Regions from separate parts of the Homo sapiens genome. Here all the other regions are linked to region 3. A link is a loop called in an ENCODE intact Hi-C map of the cell type or tissue named here. Cell type or tissue: sigmoid colon. All regions are shown on one strand. Region 1 has its middle 57 kb from the start of LINC02580. Region 2 overlaps LOC107985876. Region 3 has its middle 21 kb from the start of LINC01819.

What was found. A loop is a pair of places that touch in the nucleus more often than their neighbours do. Peaks named below come from ENCODE experiments on the same cell type or tissue, not always from the same donor. Only the 100,000 strongest peaks of a DNase experiment are listed, where the experiment ranks them.
Region 1: a loop joins it to region 3, with 2.0 times the contacts of the local background. A loop is called at or near these places in 3 of 110 quality-filtered maps.
Region 2: it touches region 3 in a loop (1.9-fold over the local background); 12 of 110 quality-filtered maps call a loop at or near these places.

Annotation. Positions count from the first base shown.
Region 1 is chr2:43,157,585-43,161,584 of GRCh38, forward strand. No RefSeq gene overlaps it. Among named protein-coding and RNA genes, the nearest start is that of LINC02580, 57 kb to the left of the region's middle. RefSeq lists an enhancer at 190-708 and silencers at 923-1,118, 966-1,035. In sigmoid colon, no CTCF peak of the experiment used is centred here; DNase peaks (open chromatin) are centred at 209, 797, 1,107, 1,507 and 1 weaker place; H3K4me3 peaks cover 693 bases; H3K27ac peaks cover 4,000 bases.
Region 2 is chr2:43,083,174-43,087,173 of GRCh38, forward strand. The region is part of intron 2 of LOC107985876; the gene reads right to left. It overlaps LOC124907756 (a long non-coding RNA gene), which reads left to right. Exons shown (of 2, transcript XR_007086299.1): 2 at 1-927. Among named protein-coding and RNA genes, the nearest start is that of LINC02580, 17 kb to the right of the region's middle. RefSeq lists enhancers at 235-1,001, 1,002-1,768, 3,318-3,857, 3,858-4,000. In sigmoid colon, no CTCF peak of the experiment used is centred here; DNase peaks (open chromatin) are centred at 293, 1,078, 1,668 and 3,528; H3K27ac peaks cover 3,763 bases.
Region 3 is chr2:43,016,319-43,020,318 of GRCh38, forward strand. No RefSeq gene overlaps it. Among named protein-coding and RNA genes, the nearest start is that of LINC01819, 21 kb to the right of the region's middle. In sigmoid colon, no CTCF peak of the experiment used is centred here; a DNase peak (open chromatin) is centred at 2,143; H3K27ac peaks cover 971 bases.

The DNA.
Region 1 (4,000 bases), 140 kb after region 3:
GGAACATCCCACCCCACGCCTGTCCTTCCCTGCCACCCCTGCTCCGCCCCAGGCCAGCATTCCTGGAAAGTTCAAAGGCACTTGGTTCAGGGGAGATGTTTCCACACAGCTTCTGTAGCTGGAACTGGGCTAGGCAGAGAGGGGGCCCACCCACAGCCCCACAGGGACTGCATCTTGAGACCAGAAAACTTGGAGTGGCCCTGGGGGAGCAGTGCTGTTCCCATTCTCTGTGGCAGGGGCCTTGGCAGGTGCAAGACCCAGAGTGTCCCCCCACAACCTGAGGGGGCTGCTTCTGGACACAGAGAGCTCAGGCCTCAAATGCATCTTTTCACTAGCCTTCCTGGGTCCTGCCCATTCCTAGAGACGGAGTTCACTATGCTCCTAGCCATGTGCTGGGTGCGGGGCGAGCCCCAGATGGCTCATCGCCACGAGGTGCAGGCACAGCCTCTCCATGAGCCATCAGGAACTCGGGGTTGCATCAAATCCCCAAAGACTTTACTGGGCCCACGCTAGGCATCAGCCTGGGATTCTCCTCCCAGGTCTCCACCAGCTGCTGAGCACAGCGGAGGTGGGGAGGCAAGAGCATGTCCTATCCTGCCTCCTGGCCCCCAGCCCCAGTAACACAGAACTAGGGTGCCTATTGTTTCAATGGCAGAAATCCCCCTCCCCTCCGACCCCTGCCCCCTGCAGCACTGCTCCCCATCACTGGGCTAAACGAATGACCCGCCACTCAGCAGGTGACGACTTACTCCTCCTTGGCCGGCCCTTCAGCTCCTCCTCCTCACCCATCCTGACTCAGAGGCCTGTCAGCTGCCACTGCCCCCGAGGCCTGGCAGATTTGGGTGGGAAGGAGCTATCTGGGTGCCAGGACCTGAGGGGCTGGCCATGCCCTCACTCCTTACTGACCTGACCTTTAGCAGGGCCTCTGAGCATTCTCTGATCTAGAAATGCCACATGTACACGCATGTGTGTGCACACACACACAAACACCCACACACTCACACCCAGCCGCTCTATGACCTGATGAAACAGTCTGGGTGCAGGGCTGAGGCAGGCCAGGGAGGAGAGTTAGACTGAGCAAAAGCAGGATGTGTGTGGAGCAGCCTCCTGGCCTCTCTCCCGCAGAGGCACTTCCTGGTACTGGAGGGCAAAGCGGCCCGGGGTTGGGAAAGAGACCGGTGCTGCTTGCTCCCTCTCCAGAACAGGCATTAATTCTGGCTGCCCCTTGGTATTGGCCTCCAACTTTATAGTTCTCTCCCTTTCTTTCTCTCTCTCTCTCCTACACACACCCCTCTAGACTCCTCCCCTGCACCTCCTCAAAATTTCTCACCCACCCTCACCCCACAGAAGGAGCATCAAAGCCCCACATAGCCTCTGGCCTCTCTCAACACCTAGGAGTTGAGATCAGGCCCTTGTGGCCCAGTCTTGGGGACTTCCCCCTACCAGGGTTGGCCCTCTTGGGTCCACGCCTCTTTGGCTAGACTTCTGATCGCTCTGGCGGCCACTCCGCAGTTTCACCACGCCTGCTCCTGCCTGCAACACACAGAAGTTGGCAGTGACTCTGCACTGCTCCCAGCACCCCGGATGGCTCAGGGCTGTGGCATTTTGTTTTCTTTCGTTTTTCGCCTTCATGTCTGTGCTGTTCACTGTGCCTGAAATCCCCTCCCCGCTAACCCTCCTGCCCATAGCGTCAGTGGCCCACATGTCAGCACCCAGCACTTACCACTAGCGAGGCTGTGTCCTATCCTCCTGACCATGCCAATGAAAAAAGTCCCATTAATTATACCCACTGTTGGCCGGGTGCGATGGCTCTCACCTGTAATCCCAGCACTTTGGGAGGCCGAGGCAGAAGGATCACTTGAGCTCAGGAGTTCAAGACCAGCCTGGGCAACATGGCAAGCCCCATCTCTACAAACAATGCAAAAATTAGCCGGGTGTGGTGGCGTGCACCTGTAGTCCCAGTCCCAGCTACTTGGGAGGCTGAGGTGGGAGGATCACTGGAGCCCTGGAGGTGGAGGTTGCTGTGAGCTGAGATCACGCCACTGCACTCCAGCCTGGGCAACTGAGGGACCTTGTCTCAAAAAAAAAAAAAAAAAAAAGATACCATTGTTCAGAGGAGGAAGCTGAGCTGACAGAGGTCAAGGAAGATGCATTTCTACCCAGCTTTCAAGATTCACTTTGGACATCACCTTCCTCAGACTCTGCCTTCTCCTCTTCACCGCCCCACTACGCCCCAGGCAGGAGAAACTGCTCCCAGCCTAGAGCCACTGCCCGTTGTAGTGACTTCTGTTTGAGGCTGAGACCTCAGCCCCCAGGTCCTGATTTGTGCCCTCCTCCCTCAGTTTTGGGGCCTGTGAGAGTGGGTGGCTGGGCCTGGGGCTGAGTCACTGCCTAGCCTTGCCTGCCCAGCCCCGAACCAGGCAAGCCTCGGTGCAGGTGACCCTGCTGCCCAGAGAAGTGGGCGGCAGGAAGAATGGTCAGGCCCTCCTCCTTTTTCTCCTCCCTCCTACTCACCCACCTCCTGGCCACTTTCCTCCCTTTTTTTTCTTTTTTTGAGATGGAGTCTCACTCTGTCGCCCACACTGCAGTGCAGTGGCACAATCTTGGCTCACTGCAACCTCTGCCTCCCAGGTTCAAGTGATTCTCCTGCCTCAGCCTCCCGAGTAGCTGGGACTACAGGCATGTGCCACCATGCCCAGCTAAATTTTTGTATTTTTAGTACAGACGGGGTTACACCGTGTTAGCCAGGATGGTCTCGATCTCCTGACCTCGTGATCCACCCGCCTCAGCCTCCCAAAGTGCTGGGGTTACATGGTTAAGCCACCGCTCCCGGCCCCTCCCTGTCTTTTCACACCCACTTCTCTCTCTGCCCAACCCTGTCTACACCCTTCCTGCCAGTTCCCAGGAAAAGTGACTTGGACTTTGCTGATGGGAAGCAGAATCTGGGCTAAAACTAGGACAGGAGCAGGGCTGGTTCCTCCAGCAACTCCCCCAGCTCGAAGGAGGCCCAGCCTGAACCACATCGCCAGGAGCCCTGGCTCAGCACTGGGGGTTACCTATGGGCGGCCACTTCAACTTGTGTGTGTGTGTGTGTGTGTGTGTGTGTGTGTGTGTGTGGTGGGCAGGGCGGGGGAGATGTATATTGATGAGGGAGGGGAAATGGACCATTGGGCCCCAGCTTCAACGCCACATTTATTTACTGGGCACTGAGTTAAAAATAGACCTGAGTGCCCCTAGTGCAGGCTGCAGATAGGGAGAGGGATTCCAGGACCCCTGGGAACTAGCTATGTCTCAGGGCCTCCACATGACCTCCCTCTCCCTGAGGGGTGGATCTGTGATTCTGCCGAGTGTCACACACACCCCTGTGTTACTGGGTGGCACCAGGGCAATGTTTTGTGCACTTCACAGATTACAGTGTTGTGTCGCAGAAGAGCATGGACTTTAAACCTAGACGGGATCCCAGCAAGGGATGACTGCACACCTGCCCCACTTCTGGCCTCCATTTTACAGAGAGGGAGACTGCGGCTTAGGGACAAATGACCAGCTCAAGGGCATGCAGAACCAGGCTGGACTCGGGTTCCTTGGCTCCCAATTCTGGACTTTTTTTTTTGAGACGGAGTCTCGCTCTGTCGCCCAGGCTGGAGTGCAGTAGCGTGACCTCGGCTCACTGTAACCTCCGCCTCCCGGGTTCAAGCGATTCTGCTGCCTCAGCCTCCCGATTAGCTGGGACTACAGGTGCCCGCCACCACGCCTGGCTAATTTTTGTATTTTTAGTAGACACCTGGTTTCACCGTGTTGGTCAGGCTGGTCTCGAACTCCTGACCTCATGTGATCCGCCTGCCTCCGCCTCCCAAAGTGCTGGGATTACAGGCATGAGCCACCACACCTGGCCCCAAGTCAGGACTCTTTCCACTGTGTTATATGGCACCCATCACATTGGATTCTGTTTTATTCCATCTTGTTTCATGTTATGTTATATAATGCAGGCAGAGGGGTGGGA
Region 2 (4,000 bases), 67 kb after region 3:
TGTCAAGGACAGCAAAAGCTACTTCTAAGAGGATTCAGCTCAAACCTCCAAACCTGCAAATAGACAGTCAGGATAAACCCAAGCAGGAGAGAGGCTTGCACAACCACTGCTTTTGGTCCCCACCCGACAGACACCTTGAGGGACCTTGGCAACATCCTCCTCCCCTGCCCGAAAATATTCCCACACTGGCCCATCTGCTCCAGGGCCTTGGATTCCACCATTCAACCCTGACCTCCCTTTGCAATACTGAACTCGAAGACTCTTGCCGAGGTTTCAAGTGTGTCCCCGCTCCCAGGGCCTGGGATCTGGCCAGGGAGGGCTGGAAAGAAGGAAATGCGCCACAGATGGAGGAAGTAGCTTCGGCAAGGTGAAGCACAAAGGCAAACTTTGCTGACAGAAGACTCTTGCTGCTGGCCAACCAGGCCTGCCTGTCATGAGAATCAAAATTGTTTTCTTTTGTCGAAAAAATATTTCCAAGGTAGTTCTTGTGTTGTGCTCAGGCACGTGGGTAAGGAAGCAATAGTGAGTGCTTCCTTCTTGCCTGCCAGGGACCTTGTGCATATCTGTTGGCTCATTGCATCTTAGAAACTCCTGAAGAAACTGAGGCTTGGGGAGGTTGCCTGCCCCCACGCACCCCTCAGGGACTAAGTGACAGAGCTGAGATCCCCAGTCGGCCAGACACAAAGCCCTCCTACTTTCTGAAGCCCCACCCTGCTGGGGAGGGAGAACTGGACGCCATCTGGGAAGAATTAAGGAGGTTTTTAGAAAAGGCCTCTGCAGGAATGAGAAAACCTTCATTAGGGCTTTTTAATCAATAAAGCAGGAACAAAACCTCCCTCCCTGCAAACATTTCTGGACTCCTAGGAGATGCCCAACTGTGCCCAACAAATGATTCAGAAAACGAGTATAAAATTCAAAAAATCCCCATCCCGACAAGTCAGAGAATGCTTTTTACTGGATGTTGGGGAGGGGAAGCCGAACCTCATGGCTCCTTGGATCTCAGTTCCTGTCTCTTGCCTTAACAGAGCCCAGACTTGTCATCTGAGAGGAAGGGGGAGGCTGAGGTCACTGCCCTTCTCTGGTTTCTGCCAAGAGCTCTGCTCTTCTCCAGGGAGGTGGCGGGGCTGGGATGGCTTTGTACCCTGCAGGCTCCAGCAGGATTGCATCTGCTGAGGTGCATCTTAGAAAGGGGAGTGTGAGATGCAGGTCCCCCACCTCTGGTGCTCCTGGCCAAGGCTGAGTGCCTGTGGTTCCTTTGTGGCCGTTCAGGTGGGAAAAGCGTTTGTGATACCAAAAAATCAGCTAGGCTCAGCCCTGAGCCGCAGCTGGGCACCTGCAAACCGAGGGCCTCACTTAGCCTGTCCCATCTGCAGAGGGAGTCGTCAGATGCTTCCCAAAGACCTTCTCAGGGTTAAATGAGAAAGTGGAGTATATTCGTTTTCTATTGCTGCATCACAAATTATTACAAAGCAGCTTAAACACTACCCATTTCTTATTTCACACTTCAGGTCAGAAGTCCAGGTGGGCTCAGCTATAGTCTCTGCTTAGGGTCTCACAAGCTGAAAATCAAAGTGTGAGCTGGCTGGCTCCTATCAGAAGCTCTTTTCCAGAAGCTCTGGGAAAGCATCTCCTTGCAAGCTCATTCGGGTTGTGGCGGAATTCCACTCCTGCAGTTGCAGGACTGAGGTGGCGGTCAGCCAGGGATCTCTATCAGCTCCTCGAAGCTGCTCTCTCTCGAGTCCTTTCCACATGGTCCCCTCCTTCTTCAAGTCATCAAAGATGTATCGAACCCTCCCTCACACTTCACATCTGTGACTTCCTCTCCTGCCCCCAGCCAGAGAAAACCCTCTGCTTCTAAAGGGCTCGTGTGATTCGATTAGGCCCCTACCAACTCATCTTTCTTTTCTTGGACTCAGAGTCAACTGATTTCTATCCTTAATGATGTCTTTGAAATCCCTTTGCCATATAATTTCACATGATCATGGGCTTGATGTCTTATCATGTTCAGGGGTTCGGATGGAAATATTGGGGGCCATATTTAGAATTCTGCCTACACGGGAAGCAAAAGTGCTTTGTCACCTCTAAAGTGCCAGACTTAGGCTCTCATTAGAGCCTAATGAGGGTCTAACCCTTAGGGAGGGTTTCCTTCCCTCTGCCCCAGGAGCGCAAAGGAAAGGGTGACACTGGATTAGGGGTGGCTGCCTGTGGCCCCTGCCCCTTCCCCTCCTCCTCCTCCTCCTCCTCTTGAGCCTACCTCTGGGCTTTTCATGACTTGGAGAGGGAGCCCTGTCTCAGGACCCCAGGACTTAATCTGTCCGTCACCTTCCCCTTCCAGATCTTCAGCCACTCCACACCCCCTGCAAGTTCCTTCCTGGGCTCTGCCCTTCCTTCATACTCTCTGGGTACCACTCCTTCCCGGGATCTACGACGGCGGTCTACACTCGCCTGCTCCCATCTCTGTCCACTGGAGCCTGGCGCCTACCAGCCCCCACTGCCTGAATCTGTTCTCCCTCCCTTATCCCAGTGGACACCTTCCAGGCCATCTCTGCCAGGCCTTCCTGTGATGGCAACCATAGAGTCTGTCTTGTACCTGCGGTATTATTCCCAACACCCACCCGGGTGCCAGGAGCATAGCAGACACTCTAGCAAACATTCGTCATTGTTTGTCTGCATCCACGTATCTATGTGGTCCACGTGCTAATGTGCTCCCCTGCCTGCCCCAAACCTGAGGATACGTCTCCTGCTGCCGCCTCAGCAAGTGACACCCATGTCACCCTCTCCCTCAGCCCGAGGGCAGTGACCACAGTGAGAGGAAGCATGAGTGTGGGTCCATCAGGATAAAAGGCCAGCACTGAGTCTGTTTCACGCCCCCTGCCCCCACCCCACCACACACGTGCACACACCACAGGCTCTGCGTTCTCCTTGGCCTAACGCTGGGGAGGGCAAGAGCCACCACCCACCAGCTTTCTACCCTTCACTATACCTGGGCCTCAACTCAGCTGGCCTCTCTAGGAGTTACTTGTGCTGGCCTTAATCTTTTTTCTTTTTTTTTTTTTTGAATCGGAATCTTGCTCTGTCGGGAATACAGTGGTGCAATCTCGGCTCACTGCAACCTCCTCCTCCCAGGTTCAAGTGATTCTCCTGCCTCAGCCTCTCAAGCAGCTGAGATTACAGGCACCCACCAACACATCCAGCTAATTTTTGTATTTTTAGTAGAGACGGGGTTTCACCTTGTCGGCCAGTCTGATCTCGAACTCCTGACCTCAGGTGATCTGCCCGCCTCAGTCTCCCAAAGTGCTGGGATTACAGGCGTGACCCACCACGCCTGGCCAATCTTTTTTCATTCCGTCCCTGCATTTAGGCCTATGTTCTCTTCCCCCAGAGACCCACCCACTTCCTCTTGGGGAGTCCAGCCGAGGACAGTGTGGCTTGAAGAACATTCTAATCCCAGCCCGAGAGCTCTGAGAGAAAAAATGACTACAAACCCTGGAATGTGAAGCCTGCTGCTTCCTGCAAAGCATTTTGAATGAAACACGTAACCAACAGCTGCAGCACAGAGAATGGAAACTCTGAGGAACGTCATGGCTCCAGGTTCCAAATAGCAGGGTTGTGAGCAGGACAGGCTCTTCATTTCAGCCCAACCTGGACACCCTCAGCAGCACCCCTCCCTGCTCTCCTTCCAGGAAGCGGGCCCGTCATGCCAAGGATGTGCCGCTGTTGCTCGCTTATTCCAAACACCCCCGGCCCCCAACACAGCCAGACATCCCCGTGTATAGGGGTGAGGCCCCCTTCCCACTCACCAGCCCCCAGAGACATTGAGGACACCCAAGCCCAGCCACTCTGCCCTCTCAGGAGCAGGTTAATGCATCCCTCAACATGACTCCCATCCTGGAACTCAGCCCCAGGCCAGGCTGGGCAGTGCCAGCCAATTCATGCAATGCAGGAAGATATCATTGCCAAAGCTGCTCTAGGGCAGACTTGGGGTGAGGGGGCAGGACAG
Region 3 (4,000 bases):
TCAGGAGTTCCAGACCAGCCTGGCCAACATGGGAAAACCCTGCCTCTACTAAAAATACAAAAAGATTACCTGGGCATGGGGACACATGCCAGCTTCTGGGAGGCTGAGGCACGAGAATTGCTTGAACCCGGGAGGCAGAGGTTGCAATGAGCCAAGATCGTGCCACTGCACTCCAGCCTGGGTAACAGAGCAAGACTCTGTCTCAAAATATATATAAACTTTTCTGATATAGTTTGGATGTTTATACCCTCCAAACTGCACATTGAAATGTGATCCCCAAAGCTGGAGGTGGGACCTAATGGGAGGTATTTGTGTCAAGGGTGCAGATCCCGCATGAATGGCTTTGAGTGTAATGAGTGGTAAGTAGTTCACGTGAGATCTGGTTTTTAAGAAAAGCCTGGCACCTTCTCCCTTCTCTCTTGCTTCCCTTCTTGCCATGTGACACACTTGCTCCCCACTCTGACTTCCACCATGAGTAAAAGCTTCCTGAGGCCTCGGCAGAAGCTGAGCAGATGCTGATGCCATTCTTGTAAAGACTGTAGAGCTGTGAGCCAAATAAGCCTCTTTTCTTTATAAATTACCCAGTCTCAGGTATTCCTTTATAGCAATACAAAGGGACAAACACAGACAGGGTCTTGCTGTGTTGCCCAGGCTGGTCACAAACTCCTGACCTTAAGCAATCCTCCCACCTGGGCCTCCCAAAGTGATGGAATTGCAGGCGTGAGCCACTATATCCAACCTAATTTGTTATTTTTAAAGATGTAATAGGCACCTGCAAAACCACCACCCAAACAAAACTTCTGACAGTGACCCCCATTTCACCATATTGTTCCCCTTCCCCTACCCATCCCCTTGCCTCTCTCCACTCAAAGTGGTCATCATCCTGAATTCTGTGTACAAGGTGCAACCGTGCTTTCCTTTTTATATGGTTTTATTGCATCTCTCTATATTTTCTTTTTCTTTTTTTTTCTTTTTTTTCTTTTTTTCTGAGACGGAGTCTCGCTCTGTCGCCCAGGCTGGAGTGCAGTGGCATGATCTCGGCTCAGTGCAAGCTCCGCCTCCCGGGTTCACGCCATTCTCCTGCCTCAGCTTCCGAGTAGCTGGGACTACAGGCACCCACCACCAAGCCCGGATAACTTTTTTGCATTTTTAATAGAGACAGGGTTTCACCGTGTTGGCCAGGATGGTCTCGATCTCCTGACCTCGTGATCTGCCCACCCCGGCCTCCCAAAGTGCTAGGATTACAGGCGTGAACCACAGCGCCCAGCCCGCATCTCTCTATATTTTCAAAAATTATAGACATATTTTTATATTAGCTGTCTTTACCTTCATTAAAAGGGTATCATTCTCTACATAACCTTTTGGGACTTAAGTTTTTGGCTTAATTGTATCTTGCTAAGATTCATCGACATTGTTTCAGTTGCTGTGGCTCATGTGCTTAGCCTGCTTAGGATATTCTGTTGTGTGAATATTGCCATTGATTCATTCATGAGCCATGGAATCTTAGTGGGAAAGGAGAGAAGTAAAGGCAGGAGGGGTTGATGGATGGAGAAGGAGTGAAGGTACCAACGGACTGGAGAGCTCCATGAGGACAGAGAGCTGTGGCAGGGCACCCAGGCCAGGAAGCAAATGGGCTTGGGGGTGATATATAGTCGAAGGAGAGAATTTCTGATTTCAGAAGGAGTGAGGCTTTCTGGTGACTGTAAAGTTTTCAGGGATAAACGAATAGCTAAGGCCAGAATTCTTTGAGATGAGGGTGAAGGAAGCCAGAGGTCAGAGTGCGGACATAGGTCCCTCCATTTTTCTAGGATACTGGCAGGAGGTGGAGTGGAGAAGAGGAGGTTGGAGCTGGAGTTTCCAGTGCATGGGAGCTGGGAGCTGACAGGGAGAGGAGGGAGGGCAACATAGCAGGAGGCAGGAGTGTCAGTGGCGCAGGGTTTTATAAGAGGTTGGGAGTAATGTGCTGGAAATGACAATGAGGAATAATAAGGCCAAAACTCCACATCTTTTAGCCCTGAGGTGCAGAGAATGTGAGATTAAACAGCCTCCACTTGGAGGTGGTGGTTCAAGGCCTGGAGGAGGAGGCAACATTCCAAAAAGAGCTTGAAGATACAGGGGAGTGTGCTGACCGTGGCGCAAGAGCTCCAGCATGCATTGTGCAAGAGCAGAGGGGAGGGGCAGAGCCGATGGGGCAAGCAGCACATCAGGACTCAGCTTCGGCAGAGAAGGAAGTCAGTCGGGCTGTCCTGGGAGGGGAGGTGACCCCAGGTCTCATGGGTGGTCAGTCTTGGCTACACCTCACAAGCTACAAGTGGCTGCATGTTTTCACAGTGGCATGGGTGTGGAGGGGTCAGCTGTCAGCATCTCGCCCCCATGCTATCATGTCACCAGCCCCATTTGTCCCTCGGGCTTAATGTACCCCACTGGAGAGAGAATCAAAAAGTCACTGCTCCTTCCTTGGCTACAATGCTGGTGTCAGGGGAAACCAGTGTGGAGAATTGTTTTGGTTAGCGGTGGGGACAAAGGCCTAGCCTGGAAACCGAACACTGTCTTCCTGCTGGCTCAGGTGGGGCTTGTGGGCTCCTGTGGCCCTGGGACTCCCTGGGACTTCTGACTCCGGTCTGAGGATAGAGGCACCATTTTGGCTCTTAGGGAGCCCCCAACTAAGGGAGGAGGCTTGAAGGAAAGAAGAAGGGGTGAAGCCAGCCACTTGGGAGCCAAGGAAGGCTCTAAGAGAAACGTGGGCCTGCTTGCCATTGTTCTTCAACACAATCAGCACAGAAAGAAAGGAAGAGCCCAGCCCAGCCTCAGCCTGTTTTTGTGGTCCTGAGGCAACGTTTCCTTCTGGATTTTCCCAATTGGGCTCCACTCAATTATGCTTCTTTAATTATGAAAGCTTGGAATGAGGGTGGGGCATTGTTAGACACAGAACCATTCGATGACTTTCTGTGCCCCGTCTCTTACACTGGCCTATAGCACGTCACAGATACTGCCTCTCCCCAATCTCAGGAGCCCAGGACCTATCACACTAGTGTTCTTTTGCCCTCTGGCCCTTTCTTTTTCTAATTATATATTTTAAAAACTGTTTTAAAAATAACAGAGACGAGGTCTCCCTATGTTGCCCAGGCTAGTCTCGAACTCCTGGGCTAAAGGGATCCTCCTGACTGGGTCTCCCAAAGTGCTAGGATTACAGACATGAGCCACCACACCTGGCCCTCTGGCCCTTTCTTTTTCCTCCCTTAGGCCACAGAGGATCTGGGTGGGATCCTAGGGCTGGAACATTCCCAGGTACCAGGAGAAGAGCAGTTCTTCCTGAATGTTCCATTGCTCAGCTCTCGGTAACTGGGCCTCTAGTTCCCTGTCTCAGGGGGAGACGGGCTGTTTGCTGCGCTAGCCCTTACGTTAATGCGAGGAGCACCACTCCCATACTCAGTGGAGGAGGGAGCGATACCTTCACATTTCTCCATGGCTCCAGCACTCAGGACCCCCAGCAGATGAGAGGGCCATGACCTCCACTCCATAGCAGCTCCTGAGCTGAAGCAAAGGCTGCTCTAACCCGTATGCAAAATCCTTTGAACATACCAGTGGCATGGAGTCAGGATAGAGGGGGAAAAATGAAATTAACTTCTCAGGTTAGGGTGAGCAGATCTGGCCCTGTTAGGTGTCTTGCCACACTCTCAGCAGAGGGGAGGCTGGCCACAGGCAGAATTTTTCTGGATTTGGATGCAGGGAACAAAATTAGTCCTCACACAAGAGATAGAGTTTCAGCCCACAGCAATGTGTACCAAGAGAAGGTCCCAAGATGTATTAATTAGGATATAGACTTGGCTGATATAACAGAGATCCAAAATAAGAGTGGCTCAAACAAGATCGCTGTTTCTTTCCTCTTGTGCAACAGTCCAGGCATAGACAGTTTGGGATCAAAATAGTATCAGGCACTTGTACTTCTTCTAACTCACTTACTGATGTGCCATCCCTCTGGTCCTGCCCTCACCCATAG